Linked DNA regions of Mus musculus: region 2 is linked to region 1. Evidence: chromatin loops called from intact Hi-C (ENCODE). Cell type or tissue: left cerebral cortex. All regions are shown on one strand.

Region 1 (5,000 bases):
GAAAAAAGTTTGGTTTTGTTCGTTTGTTTGTTTTAAAGTCTAAGAATTTTGTTGCCTAAAAGGAGGCTGCACTCTTAGGAGGTGTGGCTTCAGAGGAAGTGTGTCACGGTGGGGGTGGGCTTTAAGATCCTTCTCATAGCTGCCTCAGAGCCATCTTTTCTGGGCTGCCTTCTCATCAAGATGTAAAGAACTCTCAGCTCCTCCAGCTCCATATCTGCTTTCTTGTCGTAATGATAATGGACTGAACCTCTGAACCTGTGAGCCAGCCTCAATTAAGTGTTAAATGGTTTTATAAGTTACCTTGGTTATGGTTTTCTTCACAGCAATGGAAATCCTAAATAAGACAAAAGTTGGTGCCTTCTGTACTGTGTTTGCTGTGATAGGCATGGCCATGCTTTTGTCTGGAGGAATGTAGATCTTGGGACTCTAGAGAGCAGTGGAAAGCTTTAAGTAGGCTCACTGGGCCATTCTTGTAGAAACGTGGAAGATGGCTGTGCTGAAGGTGATTTGAACTGTGTAAGCCTCCTGGCTCAAGAGGTCTCAGAAGAGAAGCTTGGCTCCCAGGCAGCTAGGAGAAGGGTCTCAAAGCCCCACCCCACAATGACACCCTTCCTCCACCTAGGCCACATCTACTCCAACAAGGCCACACCTAATAGTGGCACTTCCTGGGCCAAGTATATTCAAACCACCACATGCACGTACACAAAAATGTTCTTAAAGTAAACGGCTTTGTTCAGCCAGTGAAAACCCACCCCACCCATTTAAGCATCCCATGAGACACAAAGGATCTGATTTGTCATAAACAGTGGACACGCTCACTGTGGTGGGGGCTTTTGGTTAATGCTAATGCTTAAGCAGTCAAGCCCTTCTGTGGGTGCTGGGCATGCCACCTCAGCTCCCCACGTTCCCACAGGAGGTGCTTTACTGACTAAGACATCTACTGAGCTCAGGAGAAATATTTTCAAATATTTTACTGATAGGTAAAAATGCCAGGCTCAGGTGAAATTTGTAACCTAAAATGTTTTGCACTTTGGAGGTGTGCTGTGTATCCTATAAGATTACCCTTGCCTAGTCCTTAATTCAGTGCAAGGGGAGTACTAATAATGCTTGTTTCATGAGGAGGCATCGAGAGGCAGCATTCATTTCAGCTCTCCCCTCCTTAATGTGCTGCAAATTCTGTCATGGTGAACTCAAATGCACTTGTCATTGTCCAAAGACTAAGGTCTTCAGAGGAACAGTTTTCCTTTTCTTTTCTTTTTTAACTTTTGAAATTTTCTTTATTAGATATTTTCTTCATTTACATCTCAAATGCTATCCTGAAAGTCTCCTATACCCACCCTGCTCCCCAACCCACCCACTCCTGCTTCCTGGCCCTGGCATTCCCCTGACCTGGGGCATATAATCTTCGCAAGACTAAGGGCCTCCCCTCCCATTGATGGCTGACTAGGCCATCTTCTGTTACATATGAAACTAGAGACGTGAGCTCTGCGGGTACTGGTTAGTTCATACTGTTGTTCCTCCTATAGGGTTGCAGACCTCTTCAGCTCCTTGGGTACTTTCTCTCACTCCTCCATTGGGGCCCTGTGTTCTAACCAATAGATGACTGTGAGCATCCACTTCTCTATTGCCAGGCTCAGGCAAAGCCTCACAAGAAACAGCTATATTAGGGTCCTGTCAGCAACATCTTGCTGGCATATGCAATAGTGTCTGGATTTGGTGGTTGTTTATGGGATGGATCCCCAGGTGGGGCAGTCTCTGGATGGTCCTTCCTTCCATCTCAACTCTGAAATTTGTCTCTGTAACTCCTTCATGGGTATTTTGTTCCCCATTCTAAGAAGGAACAAAGTATCAGGGGAACATTCTATTGTATCATTGCGTCTATGTTTTCAAAGCCAGGACTGAGAAATATATTCAAAATTGATTCCTAGATTACTTTTTATATACCACAAGACTGTTTGTCCTGTAAATTAAGATACTTGAAGCAAGAGTCCTGGGAACTGTGCCCAGGGAGTGGGAGAGTACTCTGCAGGCTATCCCTCCATCCTCAGTAGCATCCCATTTCTACACAGGTAAGAGTGGCATTCCCACAAAGTCCCTCTTGTGTGTTTACATATTAAAACATTGTAATTACCTATAAATGTTTTCAGTTGCACATCTTATAGGATGGCAGCTAACATGTTTGAAATGTTTGCTTCCATGTCATGCTAAATACCATGTCCAGATCACTGAGCTCAATAAAGCTGCATATTTATTACTGGATCTTAAGCAAAGTTTGAAGGAAAAAAATATGTCTTCAGCCAAACAGGTCTAAGTATGAAAAGACTCATTATTATTCATATGCATATTCAGGAAATCATTTTGCATATGCTTTCGCTGTCAATGAAGAACTTCCATTCTGGTTTGTTGACTTCCAACAATGCTCTTGTCTTCCACAAGTTAGCTGGGTGATCTTAGATGTGCTAATGAAATGTCCAGCCTTCATTTTCTAAATTGTTCATTGAGGATAATAGTAGCCTAAGGCAATTCCTTCCTTCCTTCCTCTTTCCATCCTATGTCTCTCACTTGTTTCCTCTCCTCTCCCCTCCCCTCCCCTCCCCTCCCCTCTCCCCTCCCTCCCCTCCCCTCTCCCCTCCCCTCATCCCTCCCCTCCCCTCCCTTTCTCCTTATTTTGCATCCTTGGCTGGCCTGGCACTTGCTGTGTGCCCCAGACTGACCTTGAACTTGCAGTGGTCCTCCTGACTCAGCTTCCTTAGTACTGGGATTATAGACCTAAACCACCATGCTTGGCTGAATACTATGATGAATGTGGAGAGTGCTCAGCCAATGATAGCTCCCTGTGGTTAGTTTTTGCATCTAAGTATTTTTGCTCGAAAATGTGAATCCCCAAACTACCTTTACAGATACCAACACAGCTACAAGGACAGGACCACACAGCCTTAGTAAGGCCTGCGGCACAGCTTACAGAGCTCATTAGGGAAGATATTACAGTGTTAAATGGTAATCAGATTTGGGAAGGAGCTACAGGCAGAAGTCTAGTTCTTCTCAGTGATCCAAAACCCATGGAGAAAGCAAGTGTGCCCCCTCGTGGACATTCCTGTCAGCATGTTATCATCTGGCTGCTTCACTGAAGCTTGGCAAGTTCCCTTAACAGCAGACTGTAGCACAGGCCCGGTAGCTCCAGCTGTTTCTTCTGAACCTTGTGTGATGAGCATGCAGGTGAGTGTGTAAACATAATGTCGCACATAGTGCCTGGGGAATGCAATGTTTTATGGGTGCAATGAAACGGCCTCTCCTCCCCATCTTTGCTTGGCTGCTCCAGGACCTACACAGTCACTATGGGTTAGTTAAGAAAACCCTCTAGGCTGGCAAGTCACTCAACAGAGGAAGGTAGAGGAGAATTTTAGGTGCAAGGGAAGGGAGAGAGAGGTCAGTGGTAAAATGGAGTAATGAATGGGAAAAGGTGAAGACCAAACGCAGGTAGTGAGACTTCCTATCCTTTATCAACTGTGCCGTTTGGTGGGAGAGGGTGGTGGATGCTTCTCCTGGGAAGTCTATGTCTGCTGCACACACAGGATGCTGAGGGGAGGGAGCAACTTCTGCAGATGGCTGCAGCTCTCTTCTTCCACCTTCCTCCTCCCACTTCTGTCTTCCTCCCTCCTCTCCCTTCCTGCCTCTTCTTCTCATTATTGTCATTATTATTCAGTGGCTTCCAGTTTTCAAGGGAGAAAACTTCTTAGGTGACAACTCTGGTGAAGCAGTGAAGGGCTGACCTTGAAATCTGACACCGACCTCCTGCTGAGCTGTCCCACCTCCTGCCCTCTCCTTCCAGAAGAATTTGTGGATTCTAAATCCTTCATCCACTTCAACTTCCAAATGACAGGTGGCCAACTCAAACCACAACCCAAAGCTTCAGCACCAGGACAGAGGGCAGCTGCCCCACTCCACCCACAGTCTGGAAGTGGAGTGGGATTGGGGCCATTGTTTCAGGTCTCTCCATTTTTTTATTCACCCGGGAGCTCCAATTCCTGAAATGGTGCTATCTACAAAAGATGGCTCTTCTCACCTCAGTCCACCTAATCTAGATAATTCCTTCTAGGCATGCTGGAGACCTACTTGCTGGTGACTCTAGATCCTGTCATTTTAGCAATGAAAGTTAACCTTCTTACTAATCAAAGTGGTTGGTGAACAGGAAGGGGCACAGCTCTAGTTCCTCATGTTAAATGTGTTGGTTCTGGGTGTTTGCTGAACCTTTGTCACCTTTGGAGATGATCTGCTCTTGAATGCACAGTTCACACTGTTTCCTCACAGACTATTGCTGTGGTGTGGGTGTGTATGTGTGCTTGTGCATGTGTGTGTGGGTGTATGTGTTTTCTGCGTGTTTGAGTGCATGCATGTGCATGTGTCTGTGTGAGTGGGCTCTCTCTCTCTCTCTCTCTCTCTCTCTCTCTCTCTCTCTCTCTCTCTCTCTCCACAAGCGTGCCATTCAGAGGACAAGCTCCAGTGTCAGTCCTTACCTTCTGTCATGTTTGAGGCAGTGTCATAGCTGCTGCATATAACTGGCCTGTGTGCTTTTGGGAATTTTCTTGTTTCTACTTCCCATCTGATCATAGGGTCCCAGGATTGCAGACAATACTACTTCAGCAGGCTCTTAGAGGGCCTGGGGGAATCTGCATTCCAGTCCTCATACTTGTACAACAAACACTTCTCCCAAGTGGCCATCTTCATAGCCCTATCTGACTGCTTTTAAGTAAGATGTGACTGCAGCTGTGTTCTAGATCCTGTCTTCACTCTCCCAACCCTTTGGCATCTTTTCTACTGTGAATCTGCACTGGACATCACTCCTCATTTGAATCTGACAAACTTTTAGACACCCAACTTCCTGAACTGGGACAGAGTTGACTCTTTTGATCGTGATGAGGAGAGGATTTCTGGATGTCGAAAGCCTGTTGATAGCTTCCTCTCTGTTCCTCACAGCATGGAACTGTCTGCTAGAAGGCGCT
Region 2 (5,000 bases), 710 kb before region 1:
TCCAGTTTAGTAAGGAAACAAAATACATACCATCACAATATGAAGGTGTGCTGCTGGCTCTGCCATAGCTCTGCCTTTTCTTTGGTTGTCTGTAAACATGGAAGAGAACTAGAATGATGGCTCACACATGAAAGTCTAGCACTTAAGAAGCCGAGGTAAGATAGCCTTGAGTTTGCGGTGGCTTGGATAGAGGATAGTTTGAGTTTGAGTTCGATCTGGATTGCAAGTTCCAGGACAGCCAGGGCTACACAGTGACACCCAGGAGATGGAGCTGAATTCAGAGAGCCTCAGATCGGATGGCATGGCGCATGTAAAGCTGTCAGTGGTGGATGGTGTCAGGGAGCAGTGTGTCAGGAAGCAGTGTGTCAGGGAGCAGTGTGTCAGGGAGCAGTGTGTCAGGGAGCAGTGTGTCAGGGAGCAGTGTGAACTCTTTTTAATTCTTTGCACAGGGACAGAACCTAACCCTTAGGAAACTCCATCAACTGCCAGCTACTGGTATTTCCAACTGTTAGCTGGGCTCTTACCAATCCTGAAAACCATCAAAACCATCAAGAGCTTTCCCCTCAGCCTATCTGAAAACCTGAGTGGTGGGAAAATTTTCTTAATGCAAGAAAGAAAATAGATGAGTCACATGAAATACTTCAAATACATAGCACGCTGACTAGGAGAGCCTATCCCTCCACTTCCCTCTTCTCCATCATTTCCAATAAACCAAACATTAAATATTGGGATATGTATACAAGTTGGTTCTTGTCTTTTGGGGGTCATGGACACCCTTATAAGTGTGGATGCAGGGAACTGGGGAGCTGGCTCATTCAGTAAAGTGCTTGTTCTATAAGCAAGAGGACCTGACTTCAATCCCCAGCATTCCATAAAAGTTGAATGCAGGGGTATATGTCTGTAATGCCTGAATTGGGGAGGCAGAGACAGAGGGATTCCTGGGGCTTGCTGGCCAGCCAGCCTAGGCAAACCAGTAACTGTCAGGTTCAGTGAGAGACCTTGTTTCAGACATTAAGATGGGGAAGAACTGAAGAAGATACTCAACACTGACCATATGTATCATGTGTACCCACATATGCATGTACATACACACGCATACACACACACACACACACACACACACACACACACACACACACAATCAAGTATAGAATCCCAGTTCCCTCTCAGAGAGTGGAGCTTTGCACATATAACTGAAACCATTGTGTATTTTGTCCCATTGCCCATGAGAACTCATGTTCATCTCTTTCACACTATGAACTACTGAGAACATTCTAGAAAAGATAGAACCTATACTCTTGAGATGGTGAGTCTGAAGGCCTAGAGGGTTTTTTTTTTTCCTTGTGATTAAGTATTTCCCTGAAGCAACTTTCTGGAGGAGAGCCTTATTTTGGCTCACAGTTTGAAGCTCCCACCCATTACAACAGAGAAGGCATGGCGGCAGGCAGCTCTGTGGCAGCAGGCAGCTCAGCACTGCTCGATCACATGTGTGCAGGTCAGGAGGCAGAGGGTTCAGGTTGGAATCCCAGAGAATTACTTCCTCTAGCTAGATCCCATTTCTACAAGGTTAATAGTCTCCCAAACAGCCCGCTTTCTGAAGACCAAGTCTTTGTGTGTGTGTGTGTGTGTGTGTGTGTGTGTGTGTGTGAGTATATGTACATTTTACATTTCAATGTAACAGTCCTGAGAAAGACTTGGCTGGAGTCTTCTATGGGAGCTTCTGAGCCCAAAACATTATCTTTCTCTGGGACCTCCTGGTATAATTATCTATCTGCTCCACAGCCCTGTATGAAGCTGTTTCCCAAATCTCTCACACATCAGGCTGCGTGGGTGTTGCACACATATTCATGCGCATGCGTGCACACAGGGACATAGACACACACAGACACACACACACAGACACAGACACAGACACACACAGACACACACACACACACACACACACACACACACGCACACGCACACGCACATGAATAAGTAAGCCAAATTATGACTAAAATATAAAGAGCCAGTAGTGGTCAAGAGGCAGAGCCACATCTCAGAGACTGAGGCCAGCCTGGTGTACATAGGGAGACCCTGTCTCAGGAAAAACAACAACACCCCAAACAAACAATAAGAACAACTAAATGAGGGAAAGACAGAAAACAGGAAAGGGAGTGTACCTGTTGACCTCCAGCTTCTTTGCTTCGCATCCCCCAGTGTAGGTGGATAGACCCAGCCTTTGCTCAGAACACGTTCTTCTTGAGAGTTCTCCATGTCGTTTTCTAGGCTGCTCCAAACCATTCCAAATACAGAGCCAAAGATAAGGGTGACTGCGCTGTCCATCCTCTCCCAAACTCTTTGGGAGTCTCTCCTCTACTTTCCTTCCTAGGGCATGGGGTGAGACCTGGCTGGAGACATGGCTTTGCCTCAATGGCTGTCCATTAGGTACTTGCTCTAGTGGGCGCCCAGGATTGACCCGTCACCCGCAGTGCCCATTACGGCCAGCAGAGGGCGGTGGCGAGCCAGCAGAGTTGTACAGAGCTGCCCGGCGCGGACCCGGAGTCCGAGCGCAGAAACCCCACTGCCACCGCGAGGCGGCTTGCAGCGGGAGGCGCCTGCTTCTTTCCTCATCCCCAAGATCAGGCATCGAGAGCCCCCACCTAGAGCCATGGCCAGCCCCCCAGGCAGCCCTGAAGATGCAGACAAGCTGAGAGGAGGCAGGGAGGGCCGGCAGAGGAGGGAGGACGACGCTCCGGAGCAGAAGAGGTTGAGGCTGGGGCTGCGAGCGGGAAGCGAGCCCCAGGACGGAGCCACGACACCGCGTCCAGCCCAGGACGAGCTCGACACCCACACAGGTGGCGAAGGCAGAAGTGTAAGTAAGCCCGGGCAGCTGGGACGTGGGTCAGGGCTGTGGTGGTCTAGGGATGCTTGACCATCGCCTGGGTGAAGTTGGTAACTGGGCAGCAACTCCTGCAGGCGCATTGTGCTTGCTTGGAGGGACCGACCGGGGATCTTGGATGCTTGGTGACAAGAACTGTGCTTATGTGCTGTTGATTTCCTAATAAGCTCACAAGGTGTGGCTGGTGGGGAGCAGTCCCAGTTGGACTCTGTGGCTTGCCTAAGGGGAGGCCCCCCCGAAAGGAGAAGGATGTGGGTTGCTTTAAGCAGCTCTAAGCTAGCACCCCCATTTTGGCCAGGGCTGTCAGGGTCCCTTTTTGGGACATCACTGTTTGTGTAAAACTGTCCCCTTGGGAGGGTCTCTGGGACAACAGGGCTCATCATGTCCTGCGGCGGAGTTCAGCCTGGGACCGCAGTTAGTGTGCTCTAGTCACCAGGCCCTCACCTTCCTGTCCCTTCCACATGGTCTGGGAAGTGTAGACCAGAGGCACATGGCTTCCACCCTAGTCCCCAAATTCTGCTCCTTAGCCTCACAGACAGGGACAGCCAGGCAAAGTTCTTGGAATCCGTTGGCACTTCTACCAGGCTCTGTCCCTGGCAGCCAAGGGTAAATGTTGCGTCTGTGTATGGTGCTTCTTGGGGCATGACTGGGATGGAGACCATTTGGGCCCCGGAGATTCAGCTCGTTCTCGGGACTCTCTCCCAGGTGTGATTCGGCAGGCCTTGTGCTGGGAGGCACTTGCTGTCCTTGCCGAGGCTGCCACCTTGGCTGTTTTGAATGATTAGTGGGGTTGAATCCTTTGCTTCCCCCATGCTTGCTGGGCTGGGCTTGTCTTATCAATCTGACGACTTGCTGATGAGTCTTGAGGGAGTGGTCCCTTCCTCCTGAGTCATTTGGGTGGCAGCTGGCCACCTTGAAGCTCAGTGGTCCTGCATAGGCTGGCTCTTGTATTAATACTCATGTCCCTATGGATGCTACTGCATTCTGAAGAGGGCTACAAACCCATTGGGGCCAGGTGAACAGCCTCTGAGATCCCAGTGGAAGATGATACTCGTGGACAGTTTCCTTAGCCACATGGTGGAAAGGCCTAGAAGGGACTGGGAGGAAGTGCCTGGTTCCAGGCAGAGTGGCAGTGCAGTGTCATGAAACTTTGGTGGCTTGGAACTTCCCTTTCCCCCCTTCATTTCCTGCTCAGAGACAGGACTCTGCTGAAGAATGGGATTCTAGCATCAGTGGAAGTGACCCAGGGCAGTTGAATGCCTAGCTGTCAAGGTTGAGTGCATATTCTGCCTGTCCTTAGCTGTGTGTCCTTGGGCAAATCAAATAACCTCTCTGAGCTGTAGCATCTTGATGGCAAGACGGATGTGTCAATAGACCCAGTTTCATGGTGGTCTTATTCCCAAGATTAAGTAAGACTTGTTTGGAAGAAACACTTTGAGTGGCTCTGGTATACTGTGTGCTCAATAATGTGATTTAGTGCCAGAATTAACCCTAAGGAACTAGCTCTTAGTGGGGCATCAGCATGTCCCCACTGAGTGCTTTCTGAAAAGAAAATTATTAAAAGAATTCTGTGTAATTGAGAGAAATTTGCTAAGACAGAAATCCCACTGAGCCTTTGGCAAGGAGTGTGGTGGTGGGTGGCAGGAACCCTATGGTATAGGTTTGAAGGGAAATGCAGGAACTAGACAGAAATTATTTCCTCCAGGCCTGGTCATAAGTTTCTTTTTTAGGGGTTCTGTGGCCCCCTGGGCAACTCTCCTGTCTTTAGTTTAAAGATTACCCAGGGCCTAGGGTGGCCTATAACGCCTGCCAAACTCCTTTTCCAAGTTTGCATCGTCGTCTGATCATCCAGGGACTGTTTGCAGGCTGGGGCAGGTGTGTGTGTGTGTGTGTGTGTGTGTGTGTGTGTGTGTGTGTGTGTGTGAAGGCATAGAGGATGGGAAGCAGAGAGTGAGGGGGTGCTGAAGAGACATGGCCCCTTCCTGGGGCAGCTGAGTCCCCGTCTCCACCCATGGCTCTGAGAGAATGGGTCAAGCAGAGAGCAGCACCCTTCCTGGGGTTTTGTCTTAGTGACTCTTTAGCTTGTTGAGAGTGTCACAACCCTCCTTGTTCTTTAGTG

The links. Hi-C counts contacts between places; a loop is a spot of excess contacts. Peaks named below come from ENCODE experiments on the same cell type or tissue, not always from the same donor. Only the 100,000 strongest peaks of a DNase experiment are listed, where the experiment ranks them.
Region 2: a loop joins it to region 1, with 2.6 times the contacts of the local background. A loop is called at or near these places in 2 of 42 quality-filtered maps.

The regions. Positions count from the first base shown.
Region 1 is chr16:6,015,771-6,020,770 of GRCm38, forward strand. It overlaps a transcript of Rbfox1 not described here. Among named protein-coding and RNA genes, the nearest start is that of 1700123O21Rik, 43 kb to the left of the region's middle. In left cerebral cortex, a CTCF peak has its summit at 3,084 (motif pointing left); DNase peaks (open chromatin) are centred at 2,019 and 3,082.
Region 2 is chr16:5,304,291-5,309,290 of GRCm38, forward strand. Gm52265 (a long non-coding RNA gene) reads right to left here and starts at 2,374. Exons shown (of 3, transcript XR_003951975.1): 1 at 2,163-2,374. It overlaps Gm41414 (predicted gene, 41414), which reads left to right and starts at 2,548. Exons shown (of 3, transcript NR_169081.1): 1 at 2,548-2,854. In left cerebral cortex, a CTCF peak has its summit at 2,491 (motif pointing right); a DNase peak (open chromatin) is centred at 2,498; H3K4me3 peaks cover 748 bases; H3K27ac peaks cover 172 bases.